Linked DNA regions of Homo sapiens: regions 1, 2 and 4 are each linked to region 3. Evidence: chromatin contacts called from ENCODE Hi-C or POLR2A ChIA-PET data. All regions are on one chromosome and are shown on one strand. The core of a region is the stretch at or near the end of the contact, and the rest is flanking DNA. Distances in the headings are between cores, read along the strand shown. Region 1 holds the start of ZNF280B (zinc finger protein 280B). Region 2 holds the start of LL22NC03-102D1.18 (a long non-coding RNA gene). Region 3 has its middle 37 kb from the start of VPREB1. Region 4 overlaps YPEL1 (yippee like 1).

Region 1 (2,937 bases), core at 19-2,518, 300 kb before region 3:
GAAAATTAAATTTATGTTCAAGTGCTATTTCTTTGCGGCACCAGGGAACAAGCATTTCTAACAACTAGCAAAATTAGGACATATCTAATTGAAGGATAATGAACATATTACCAAGCGGACTGGTGAGACACAGTTAAACTGGTACTTAAAGGTAAATTTATAGCATTAAATACAAGAGAAACAAAAAAGTTTACAAGCAAACGAGGTAGGCATTTTTCTCCAAAAGTTGTAATGAGAAGTAACAGAACAAGCCTATGAAGTCACGAAGGAAGAAAATAACAGAATGGAAGAAATAGATAAAATAGATAAGAAAATAACATTATAGATTAATTAAACCAAAAGCGATTTACCCGCCCCCCAAAAAGATTGCTAAAATAGACTTTTGGCAGAATTGGTCAATTCAAAAAAAAAATCAAAGCTGCAAGTAAACTGAGTGGGCAAACTTTCTGTAAAGGGCCAGACAGTAAATATTTTAAGCTTTTCATACATGGTCTCTGGCAATTAATCAACTTTGCTGTTGAAGCAGGAAAACAGGCATAAATAATACCGAAAGGAATGGGCATGTTTGTTGTTCCAATAAAACTTTATTTATGGACACTGAATTTTGAATTTCATATAATTTTCACATGCCACAAAATATTCTCTTTTTAGCCATTAAAAAAACGTGAAATCGGTTCTTAGCTTGCTGCCAGCTGTACAAAAACAGGTGGCAGGCTGGATTCAACTGGCCCCAGATGTAACTAGAAGAGGACAGATGTTAGGTTCAGTTGTTTCCTCACAATCCCTTAAGCATGGATAGTCAACAAAGGGACCACACCTGAGAATTATAACAGCTGGCCTTCTGGTGGGCAAACCATCCCCTGATGGACTGGAAGCCTACCCCCCACCCCAAGCCCTGGCTGCGACAGCTCTGGAACCCTGACTGCCTGGGTGCCCCTCAGCTCTGGAACCCTGACTGCCTGGATGCTCCTCAGCTCTGGAACCCTGACTGCTTGGATACCCCCTCAGCTCTGGAACCCTGACTGCCTGGAACCGTGATCCGGAACCCAAGATCCTTTCAAGGCCTCAGGGGTATTGCTGCTGCCCTCCTCCTTCTCAATTTAACCCCGCGTCCAGCCGTCGCCACCAGGGGCGTCAGAGCGCGCGCATGCTCCTAGCTCGGAGCCGCGCCGATCTCGCGCCGGCACCTGGCAGCCAATCGCAGGTCTCCACTGGACGCGCGCGTGTGGAGGCGTGCGCGTCGGCGGCGCCGGGGGCCTGAGGAGGCGTAGTCGCCGCCGGCTGTGCCCCGGGAGCGCCTCCGGGGCTGGTGCGTGGCCGGCAGCTCGCGAACAGCAGCTGATCCGGACTGGTAAGGACGGGGGCGTGGCGCGGCTTCAGCGTTCCCTGAGGGGAGACTTGAGGGATTTCATGGCGAGCCGCAGCCCTGCGGGTCGCGACACCGCGCTTGGCCGTGCGCTGCCGGAGCGGCCTTTGCAATACAGCCGCTTTCTGTGGGGGAGTGCAGGGCAGAAGCAGGTCCCACGATCCCCTCACGCACACCCCCTTCCCTAATCTCAGCGGGCGCCACTTTTACATCAGCCTCCACTCCCTCACGCAGACGCCCCCACCCCCGGGCTGGGCCCGGGCCTCCTGGAGAAGGGGCCTTTCCTGGCTCCCAGTGCGCTCCCCTCCCCCATCGCCCCCGCGGGGTCTCTTTTGGCGCTCAATGTATTTAAAAATCTGAAAACTGCTTTGTAACCCCAGGCCCTCCCCAGTTCTGGAGACCTGTAGGCCCAGACCCCTTAAGGCATTTGAATGTATGGGTCTCTCTCCCCTACCGCAGCGTCTTGTCTCATTTACTGCGTCGCTGTCGGGACTCTTAATGCAGCCCCTGGGACCCTAATGGAGTCCCTCCCGTGAGAGCCAGGACCTCGGGTGATTTGCAGGCTTTTGATTTGGGCAGTTGGCGGGTGGGACGTTTTCCTTTGCTAAGGTAGGGTAGATTGGAGGAACAGATCTGGGGGAAAGGAGTTCAGTTCACTTATCTGGTTAAGTGTGAGATGATTGATAAACACCTAAATGGCAATGTCAGGCAGTGGGATCGAAAATATTCTTGTGACATGTAAGTAACTAATGCTTCTCTCTGGTTACCTCAAGGATGTGACCTTCTGCCTGGAATAGCTCAAGTTCTTAAAAGTTGCGTTGTAATAAACCTGAGGTAAGAAAAGAGAAGTCTCCCTGATGAGGACCAAAGTTGTATTTTCGTCCTTCAGTTTCGCTCCCCTGCCCTTTCCTTTGCTGAAACATAGCTGTTTGGTATTCAATATTTTACTGAGGGAATCTGAATGATGTGTTTGATTAGTTCAGGCCAATTGTTGATGTAGGTCATTCGGGAACCCTCTAAATTGCTTTGTTGAGAAAGGAGAGGGTGGTAGTGGCATTCTTTTACCACATCTCTTGAAAAAAAAAAAAAGAGCATCAGGGATGTTAAGTTATATAAAGCTGACTCCTTTTATCCTACCCTCTTTCTCAGCGACTGTATTTCATGAGGTAACTGCATGCAGCAGGACAGGGGAGGTCATCTGAAGTCATTGCATGCCAGTAGGTGAGATTATAGTGAATTGTGTGCCCAGCAATTTGTGATTACAGCTCAGTGAGACCCATTGTATTAGTTATCTATTGCCGTGTAACAAATTGTCTCAAAACTTAGTAGTTTAAAAAAAAATTTATTACCTCATAGTTTTTGAAGGTCTGGAATCCAAGAGTGGCTTAGCTGGCTGTTTCTGGCTCAAGGTCACTCATGAGGTTTCAGTGAAACCCTTGGCTGGATTGTCAGTCTCTGCGGAATTGACTTGGTTTGGATCATCTGCCTCTAAGCTCACTCACTGGGCTGTTGGCAAGAGGCCTCAGTTCCTTGCTCTGTGGGCCTCTCCATGGGGCTGTTCATGTCACAGC
Region 2 (2,717 bases), core at 1-2,500, 500 kb before region 3:
AGAGAGGTTGGCTTGCAGGTGAAAGATGCTTCTTATGAAATCCCTTGCCCTGCTGTCCCAGACAAGCTCCAGAGAGTCTGTGAACCCTCAGGGTATCCCCTGCAATCAGCCCCAGCCCCAGTGGCCCATGACTTTCCTGTTGTATGGAGACTTTGAACTGAAAACTCACTACTCTCTCCTGGCAGGTGCAGTCCCTCAGGCTCTCACAAGCCTTTGAGCACAGTTTGGGGGGAGTTCAGCCCCACCAGCCTCCCACCCTGCAGCAGGGTCATGAGCATCCTGCCCACCACAGGAAGGGCCCTCCTGAGCTCAGAATCAAGGACACGCTGGACCCAGAACCCTTGGGCTGGGCAGGTTGGTGAGACCCTGGGGGGATCACCTGTGCAGTGAGAGAGGAGGCCGAGGAGGAGAACGGTCCAGGCCATGGCTGAGGCACCACCAGTGCTGCTTCCTTAGGCCCAGACTGAGCAGGTTCCTCCCAGGCCTCTCTTATCCCCTTGCTGGAGAGAGCGGCCCATGATGCAAATCAGCAGAGTCAGAGGCTGCTGCTGGAGGAGATCTGTGGTTTCCAGAGAAGGACTCAGCCCCAAAGGAAACAGAGAGAGGAGGGCTGGCCCCTGCTTACCCACCCCCTCAGCCCATGCGATTTTCCTTCACCCACTGGTCCCATGGTCTGGGCTCACATCTTTACCCAGGTTGTGCCCAGCCTTGCTCCTTGGCTGGGTTGGTCGTGGAAAAGCTCAGAGCTGACTTCCTCTGTATTTTCTAGGGGATATAAAGACCTTCCTATGGGATAGATGTTGGCCGTGATTTAAGAGGTTGTTAGAGTCACAGTGGTGACAGGGGAATTATCTGGGGTCCACAGTCCCCTCCTTCATTCCATCCTGGCTCAGAAGGGAGGTGGTTAGCTTTTTTCTGCTTCTCTAGTAATGTCCTGATTGTAAATATTTTATGTCAGACATGAGATGTCTGGTACAGGCCTAAATCCATTTAAAGTCACATGCCAGAGCCCAATGCAGGGACCCTCTTCATTCTCACTCATGTCCAAGACGGGTCCCCAAGAGCCCAATGCAGGGACGCTTCTCATCTCCCACAGGGGACGGCACAAGCCTTGGACAGGTACAGGCCCCATTCCAGGGCACAGCTCCTCTGTGCTAGAGGAGAATGCAATTCTTGGTTGCCAAGGGCACATAGAATTTTGGAAGATCCATGGGATGCGGTAAGTTTCTACCTTGGCTGCGAGTTCTAGTGTCAGGTCATGGGTGCTGTGCCTCAGTATCACCAGGGTGCTGTCAGGACCAGGGACAGATCAGGAGGTGAAGGAAATGTTTGCTTCATGAGAAAATGAGAGGGGGCTGCAAACTCCAAGACCCAGGAAGTAAGTGTTTATTATAACTAAGTTGTCTTCTGTTGCTGGGAAAATGTAACAATGGATAAAAACTTAAGTCAACAAAAGATTAATGAGTAAGTATTGTGTGTCTCATAAGGAAATCAAGAACTACGAATTGGCAGGTTCCCCAGAACAGAGTCAGGAAAGACCGGGGACAGTGGACGTTGAGGGGTGGCCAGGGAAGGAGAAGTGGCTGTGTCTGCAGGACAGGGGCTCCCAGAGCAAAGGCAGGGAGGTGGGACACGTCTGACTACAGGATGGGATGGCATGTGTGACAGTGAGATGGGGGCCAGGTCGATGGGAAGAGGCAAAGTGCCTGAATGTGTGTCAGAAAAATAAGGATCATCTCCAAGAGTCAGATCTGAGAACCAGGAAGCCAGAAGAATGTAAACATCGGTGTCAAGGACAAATACTCTAAGAAAAGAAGAACCTCTTTCCCTCCAGATCTCAGGTCATGGTCACCGACCCTCCCTGCATGTGGGCATCTCCCTGATGCCCAGGCCCACCCCATCTCCAGGTGCTTCTGCCAGGTTACTCTCTGCTGCCCCCTGGTGGCCACTCTACGCGGGCTGCTGGAGGCTCAGGGGCCTCCTGGGTCCAGGTGTTGCTTCAGAATCTGCTGCTCAAGTCCCTGATCCCTTCGTTCATGGACTGCTGACCTCAGGGAAGAAACTCCTCTTCTCTGTGTGGCCCCTTCCTGCCTCAAGACCCGGCACAAGGTGCTCAAGATTCCTGATGGAAATACAAACACTCCATGTAGTAGAGGAGGTTTCAGGTTCTTCCTCAGGCTCCCTGCACGTCTGTCTCTCTGTGTGGTGGGTGGTCCTGAAGGGGGACTGGGGCTTGGTACTGAGGGATGCAGGACTCACAGGTGGCTTTGACTGGTTCTGGATACAAATACAGGGCCAGCGTACCTTCGTAGTGACTCCTGCAATAAAACAGAGACAGAAGCTCATTCACCCAACATATATCCACCCTGGCCCACTCTATCCTGGCAAGACTGCTTTTCAGGAGCTCAGCATGAGGAAAACACAGTCCTTGCTCTGAGGAGTTTCCTGTCCTATTCCTGGGTCAGTGCATGGGTCCACACCAGGTCCCAGACCCTCCCTAGTTCACCTGGCCCTGAAGACACTCAGGGGAGTTGGTCCTGGTCACTCCCCTCTACCTGATGCCCACCAGGCAGCACTGTAGGGACCCACCCTGCTGCCTGTGTATCTGGCCCTGGGCCAGCTTTCTGGGTCCCCATTGGGTCACCCAGCACTGCTTTCCCTGAAGTTCCAGAGCTTTCCTGACCCAGGAGCAGAGAATTCAGGGAGTGCACTTGACA
Region 3 (2,896 bases), core at 31-2,530:
TTTTTGAGACAGTCTCGCTCTTTCGCCCAGGCCGGACTGCAATGGTGCTATCTAGGCTCACTGCAAGCTCCGCCTCCTGGGTTCACACCATTCTCCTGCCTCAGCCTCCTGAGTAGCTGGGATTGCAGGCGCCTGCCACCGCACCCAGCTAATTTTTTGTATTTTTAGTAGAGATGGGATTTCACTGTGTTAGCCAAGATGGTCTCGATCTCCTGACCTCCTGATCCGCCCACCTCCCAAAGTGCTGGTATTACAGGCGTGAGCCACCACGCCCGGCCATGATATTTCTTTATTAATTTCTGGGGAAATGGTCGGTCTTTTTTGAGGGATGCCCTTTTTCATCCTTGTAAGACCATGCTGATGCATGCTGCCCATGGGAAGCCAAAGGGTCAATGAATCCCCTGGCATTGTGTCCAGTCACTCCATTTCCTTCTCCCGTAGCTTTTCAGGGAAGCAGCCCTGAGAACTCAGAGGATCTTTCTCTGATTGAAGCATCTGACCTCTGGTTGATATCTCTAAACATGCTGTTTTTTCAAAAATCATGTTCACTGTCTTCCAATGACTGTGCAAATGTCTCAACCCACATCCTCCCAGATGCTCAAGATAATCCTTCATTGATATAAAATGGACTCTAATTGCTAATATTCTGAGAAAGTTTTGCTTCTATGTTCATTAATGAGATTGTCTTGTATTATTCAAATCTGTTTCTGTTTCTGTTGAGTTTAGTTTTACTCTTTCGCTGGAACATCAAAATAAGTATGTGTGTTTGTGTGTGTGTGTGTGTGTGTGTGTGTGTGTTTATAATTTTATACAAAGGTCCAGACTGTATAAATGGCAGTTAGCACTCTCTAACCCAGCCCTCTACAAGGAGGTTTAGAAATAATGGATAGAACGAGATAACAAGCTCCTCATGCCCAGACGATAGGACTGAAAGGCAGTGGTAATGTGCACCCAGAAACCTTGACCTCATCCCTAAAAGAACTCCTGATCTAAAGACTGAGGATTTTGAAGTGGACTGAGATTCTGGCCATGCTGGAGAAGCTCCAGGGTTCTTCTTGCTGAGTCTAAGTTGTTAGGATGGGAACTTCCCCAATTCCAAGTGTTTCTCATTCTGTGCCCAGGAAACATTGTAGTTCAAGTTCCTTTGAGCAAATTTGTTCCTGCTGTGTGATTTGTCTCTGCTTGAAGGGCAGGCTTGGACAAGGACTCCATGAGGGCGGAGGATAAAATAGGAAGCATTGGAGTGTGAGTCTAGTGCTCAGTGGCTCCTGAGGTGCAGGAAGTGGCTCCTGCTCGGTGGTGCAGGTGCAGGAAGTCATACTTCAGTGAGGACACTGCTTGCTCAAGTGTATGAGAACCAGTATTTTCCTATGTGGCCTGGCCCAGAGCCCTTCCCTCTCAGGAACAGTCCAACAGCACCCCCTGCTGGCTCCGATCCCAAGTCGGGTGGCCCCTCAGACACAGACCCAGCTCTTCTGGAAGGACATCCTGACCATTGCAAATGGATCTTTCAACTCATGACCTAAGGGAGTAGAATGAGTGGGTCCTCTCTGCAGTGTTTACAGCTGAGACATTATTTCTTTCACGTTAGTTATGGTCTGCAAAGAGCTAATCACAGAATGTGTTTCAGGATGCACAGTGATGATTTACCAGATATCAGCATCACCAGGCGTGTGAGTGTGTTTCTCCCAGGGGCCTGTGGTCATCACCAGTCTGTGGTCATCTTGAACCCAATCTAAGGCTTAATGTTCTGCTGAGCCTCCAGGTGGTTCATACCTGGGGATAATTCTACATGGGCTTCTTTTAGAGGTTGACTTATTTTGTTATTGTCGTTATTGTCGTGAGGGTCGCCTGTGAGATTCCTTCAGCTCCTACTGCACAAGCCTTGGCATTATAGCCCATAAGAATGATGCTGTCAGAAAAAAAGTGTCTCTTGCTCTGTTTCGCCTCTGACTTCTTTTGCTATTTAATATTATCCTGGTAATACCTCTTTTCTTTTGACCATGTTATATATTTAAGGTATTTTAGTCTAATTTTATAATTTTCGTCAATATGTGGATGGATATAAAAAGACAATTCTCAAAAGTGGAACCCCTCCTTTCTTTTTGGATGTTCTCCCCATACTACTGGCCTGAGGAACCCTCACGTCCCATTTCCCCACCATCACTGGGCCCTGATTCATTTTATTCGTTAAGAAGATCCCTGGATTTAATGGGGATTGGATTCACAAAGCCTAGGTCTCAGAGAACTTCTATTCATCCAACATCTTTCCAACCAAAGAACCAGAGACAAGCACTAGAAATGTGGAGTCAACCTGGAGGCTTGAGGCCTTCATGGCTCTGAGAGCTGGGTCCTTACTGCGGAGGGGCTGCCCTGCACCTGGGAACAGAGCAGCTCTTCCAGAGGCAATCTCAAAAGAAAGAGAAACCTAACTTCTCTGTGGGTTCAGAGCCCAAAGGGTGATCAGCAAAGCCAGGGCCAGATGTAGGGACATGTGAAGCCCATGAGGGCCATACCTGCCAAACTTCTGCTGCTCTTCTCATCCCAGCAGACAACAACGAGGGCTATCTTTGTTACTGTGGACATAGTGATTATGTTTTCATTGGGAGACCAGTAAGAAAAGGTGTCTTTTCATTGAATCCGTAAAGATAAACAGAAAATACCATTAAGCCCTCTGGTTTTAGGAGCACGTGTGATAGCATCAGCAAAAACCTGAGCTGGTCTTGGTAGTATTCACTCAAGCAGGCAGAAAAAGGGCAAAGATGGATCTGACAGAAGAGTTGGAAGGCCAATTTCTATCTAATTTTCTCATATGACAGTGACTGTTGGTGGTGACTGAGGCTGCTGTGCTGCCCCTGAATAAATGTCACCATCATCCTCATGCACTGACTGGAAC
Region 4 (2,862 bases), core at 194-2,693, 500 kb after region 3:
TTTTCAGTAGGTAATAGTGAGAGGCTCCTCATTTCTGTTCATCATCTGAGATAGAAACTGTTGAACGAGGCAGAGTTTCTGCTCTCTCATTGCCTCTGGGGCTCCTGTGTGCACTGGGAAGTGTGAGGTGAGAAGTGGAAGGAGCCAGGCACCCCATTTCCTCGGTGTTTTCTGAGGTAGGCTTAGTGTGTAAAATGACATGAGGTAATGAGAGGCGGAGCTGCTCTGGGCCCCTGGGTAGGGGCAGTGAAGCTTGTGGCCTTGTGGAGCCCCGTGACACCTGTGTGTTGGCCATGACCTAAGCAGGTGACCTGAGCACTGAGAGGTGGTCAATGTCCGGCCCCATGCATGGTTTTGTTTCGGAAGCATGCCAGGTGTGTTCCTTGCTACATGGTCAAAAGGAATTTGAGATGCTTCTGTTGAACAGCCTGGAGGTCATCAATGAGCTGTTTTAAAAATTGTATCAGCTGGGCGTGGTGGCTCACCCCTGTAATCCCAGCACTTTGGGAGACCGAGGTGGGCGGATCACTTGAGGTCAGGAGTTTGAGACCAGACCAGCCTGACCAACATGGAGAAACCCCGTCTCTACTAAAAAAAATACAAAATTAGCCGGGTGTGGTGGCACATGCCTGTAATCCCAGCTACTTGGGAGGCTGAGGCAGGAGAATCGTTTGAACCTGGGAGGCGGAGGTTGCAGTGAGTCGAGATCGCGCCATTGCACTCCAGCCTGGGCAACAAGAGCGAAACTCTGTCTTAAAAAAAAAAAAAAAAAAAAAAATTGTATCAAGAATAGAAGCCTGGCTGGGCTTGGTGGCTTACACCTGTAATCCCAGAACTTTGGAAGGCCAAGATGGGTGGATCACTTGAGGTCAGGAGTTCAAGACCAGCATGGCCAACATGGTAAAACACTGTCTCTATTAATAAAGTACAAAAAAATTAGCTGGGCATGGTGGCACACACCTGTAATCCCAGCTATTTGGGAGACTGAGACATGAGAATTGCTTCAACCTGGGAGGCAGAGGTTGCAGTGAGCTGAGATCACACCACTGCACTCCAGCCTGGGTGACAGAGTAAGACTCTGTCTCAAAAAAAAAAAAAAAAAAAAAAGGCAGAAGCCTGCTCAGAAGTCATTTGGTGCCAAATGAGCATTTCAGGATGAAAAAAAGTGCTGAGAACTAAGCTCTCTGAGCACACAGGCCACCAGGAAGGATCAGACCTCGTGCCTCCATGGGTGATGGGCCGGGCGAGGTGGCAAGATGACGACTAGAGTGAGCTTTTCTCCCTTCCGTGGTGATTCTGATGAGGATTCATTGAGACCATCGAGAACACCTGCCACGCAGAACAGAATCCAGTACCTGCGAGGCGAGAGGCACTGTCTTCACAGCCTCTAAGTTTGTATTTGTCACTAACAAGGAATCCCCTGGCTCGAGGGAGCCTGTTGCTGCTGTAGGCAGCTCTGGTTACTAGAAGGCTCCATTTAGTTAGCAAACTCTGATCTGTGGTCCAAATCTGCCACACCACCTGTTTATGCAAAGTTTTAATAGATCACAGCTGTGCTCATCTGTTTACAGAGTAATTAGAACAGGGACCATATGTCCTCCAAAGCCTAAACTACTTATCTCCTGGCCCTAATTTACAGGAGGAGTTTGCTGGCGCCAACTCTGATAAGACAGCTCTGAATCTGAATCACAGAGCTGCTCTTGTCTCTGAGCCAAACCCTATTTAAAAATAAGGACTTTCAGAGTAGGTGAGAATTAGGAAATTCAGTCCAGAATATTGAAGACTGATGAGGATGTGGGAAAAGTCTATAAGATGATTATTAGTTAAACTGAACATAGAATAATATTCCTAATCCCAGAATGCCACTTAAGGGAATACTCATTTTTAAGCCTGAATGCTGAGGAAAAAGAGCCTCCCCAGATCTCAACAGCTTAAAACACAGGTTTAGTTCATGCTCAGGTGAGAAGTCTACCAGGGACAACTGGGGGCTCTTGTTTTTTGTTGTTGCTGTTGTTGTTGTTTGAGATGGAGCCTTGCTTTGTCGCCCAGGCTAGAGTGCAGTGGTGCCATCTCCACTCACTGCAACCTCTGTCTCCCGGGTTCAAGCAAGTCTTCTGTCTCAGCCTTCTGAGTAGCTGGGACTACAGGTGTGCGCCACCACACCAGGCTAATTTTTTGTATTTTTAGTAGAGGGGGTTTCACCATGTTGTCCAGGCTGGTCTCGAACTCCTGGCCTCAAGTGATCCTCCCACTTTGGCCTCCGAAAGTGCTGGGATTATAGGCATGAGGCACTGTGCCAGGTCCTTTTAATTTTTTTTAAATTATATAATATTGCACATAATCACATTAAAATAATGTGTATGTGTAAACGAGGAGACTTGCTTCTTCCTCCTGCCTTGTCCGGCTCCATTCCTTGGAGATGTCACTGTTAGTAGTTTGGCATCTGTTGTCTTTATTTTGTTTTAATAGAAACACATTTTTCACTTTAAATAAAGGGCTCAAATGACACTCACTTTACAGCTAACTTTTCCTCACTTAGTATTTTATGACTTTTATGACTATTTTTATTTTTATTTATTTATTTATTTATTTTTAGACAGGGCTTCTCCTGTCACCCAGGCTGGAGTACAATGGCATAATCTCAGCTCACTGCAACCTCCACCTCTCGTGCTCAAGCGATTCTCCTGCCTCAGCCTCCCAAGTAGCTGGGAGTACAGGCTCACAGCCACCATGCCCTGCTAATTTTTATATTTTTTGTAGGGACAGGGTTTTGCCATGTTGCCTAGCCTGGTCTTGAACTCCTGACCTCAGGTGATCCACCCACCCTGGCCTCTCAAAGTGCTGGGATTACAGCCATGGTGC

What was found. Hi-C counts contacts between places; a loop is a spot of excess contacts on that map. ChIA-PET counts read pairs that join two places held with the same protein, here RNA polymerase II (POLR2A). Pooled maps may share reads with other maps.
Region 1: a loop to region 3 is called in a pooled map, with 8 times the contacts of the local background. The contact joins the promoter of ZNF280B here to the enhancer-like site in region 3. A Hi-C loop is called at or near these places in 4 of 37 single-sample maps with no recorded cell type and 6 of 50 pooled maps.
Region 2: a map of K562 shows a loop between it and region 3 (6-fold over the local background). The contact joins the promoter of LL22NC03-102D1.18 here to the enhancer-like site in region 3. A Hi-C loop is called at or near these places in 1 of 168 maps with a recorded cell type or tissue (K562) and 1 of 50 pooled maps.
Region 4: a loop to region 3 is called in a map of mammary epithelial cell, with 7 times the contacts of the local background. The contact joins two enhancer-like sites. A Hi-C loop is called at or near these places in 2 of 168 maps with a recorded cell type or tissue (K562 and mammary epithelial cell) and 3 of 50 pooled maps. POLR2A ChIA-PET finds 5 or more read pairs at or near these places in 1 of 52 experiments (BJ).

What each region holds. Positions count from the first base shown.
Region 1 is chr22:22,507,073-22,510,009 of GRCh38, reverse strand. It overlaps ZNF280B (zinc finger protein 280B), which reads left to right and starts at 1,268. Exons shown (of 4, transcript NM_080764.4): 1 at 1,268-1,351; 2 at 2,140-2,200. It also overlaps IGL.
Region 2 is chr22:22,710,127-22,712,843 of GRCh38, reverse strand. LL22NC03-102D1.18 (a long non-coding RNA gene) reads left to right here and starts at 1,250. Exons shown (of 3, transcript XR_001755442.1): 1 at 1,250-1,378. It also overlaps IGL and IGLV3-21.
Region 3 is chr22:22,206,520-22,209,415 of GRCh38, reverse strand. It overlaps IGL. Among named protein-coding and RNA genes, the nearest start is that of VPREB1, 37 kb to the left of the region's middle. Within about 2 kb of position 1,280, at least 2 of the 41 ENCODE cell types and tissues checked have a DNase peak (open chromatin) inside an H3K27ac peak, as active enhancers do.
Region 4 is chr22:21,706,577-21,709,438 of GRCh38, reverse strand. All of the region lies in intron 2 of YPEL1 (yippee like 1), which reads left to right. Among named protein-coding and RNA genes, the nearest start is that of YPEL1, 28 kb to the left of the region's middle. Within about 2 kb of position 1,443, at least 3 of the 41 ENCODE cell types and tissues checked have a DNase peak (open chromatin) inside an H3K27ac peak, as active enhancers do.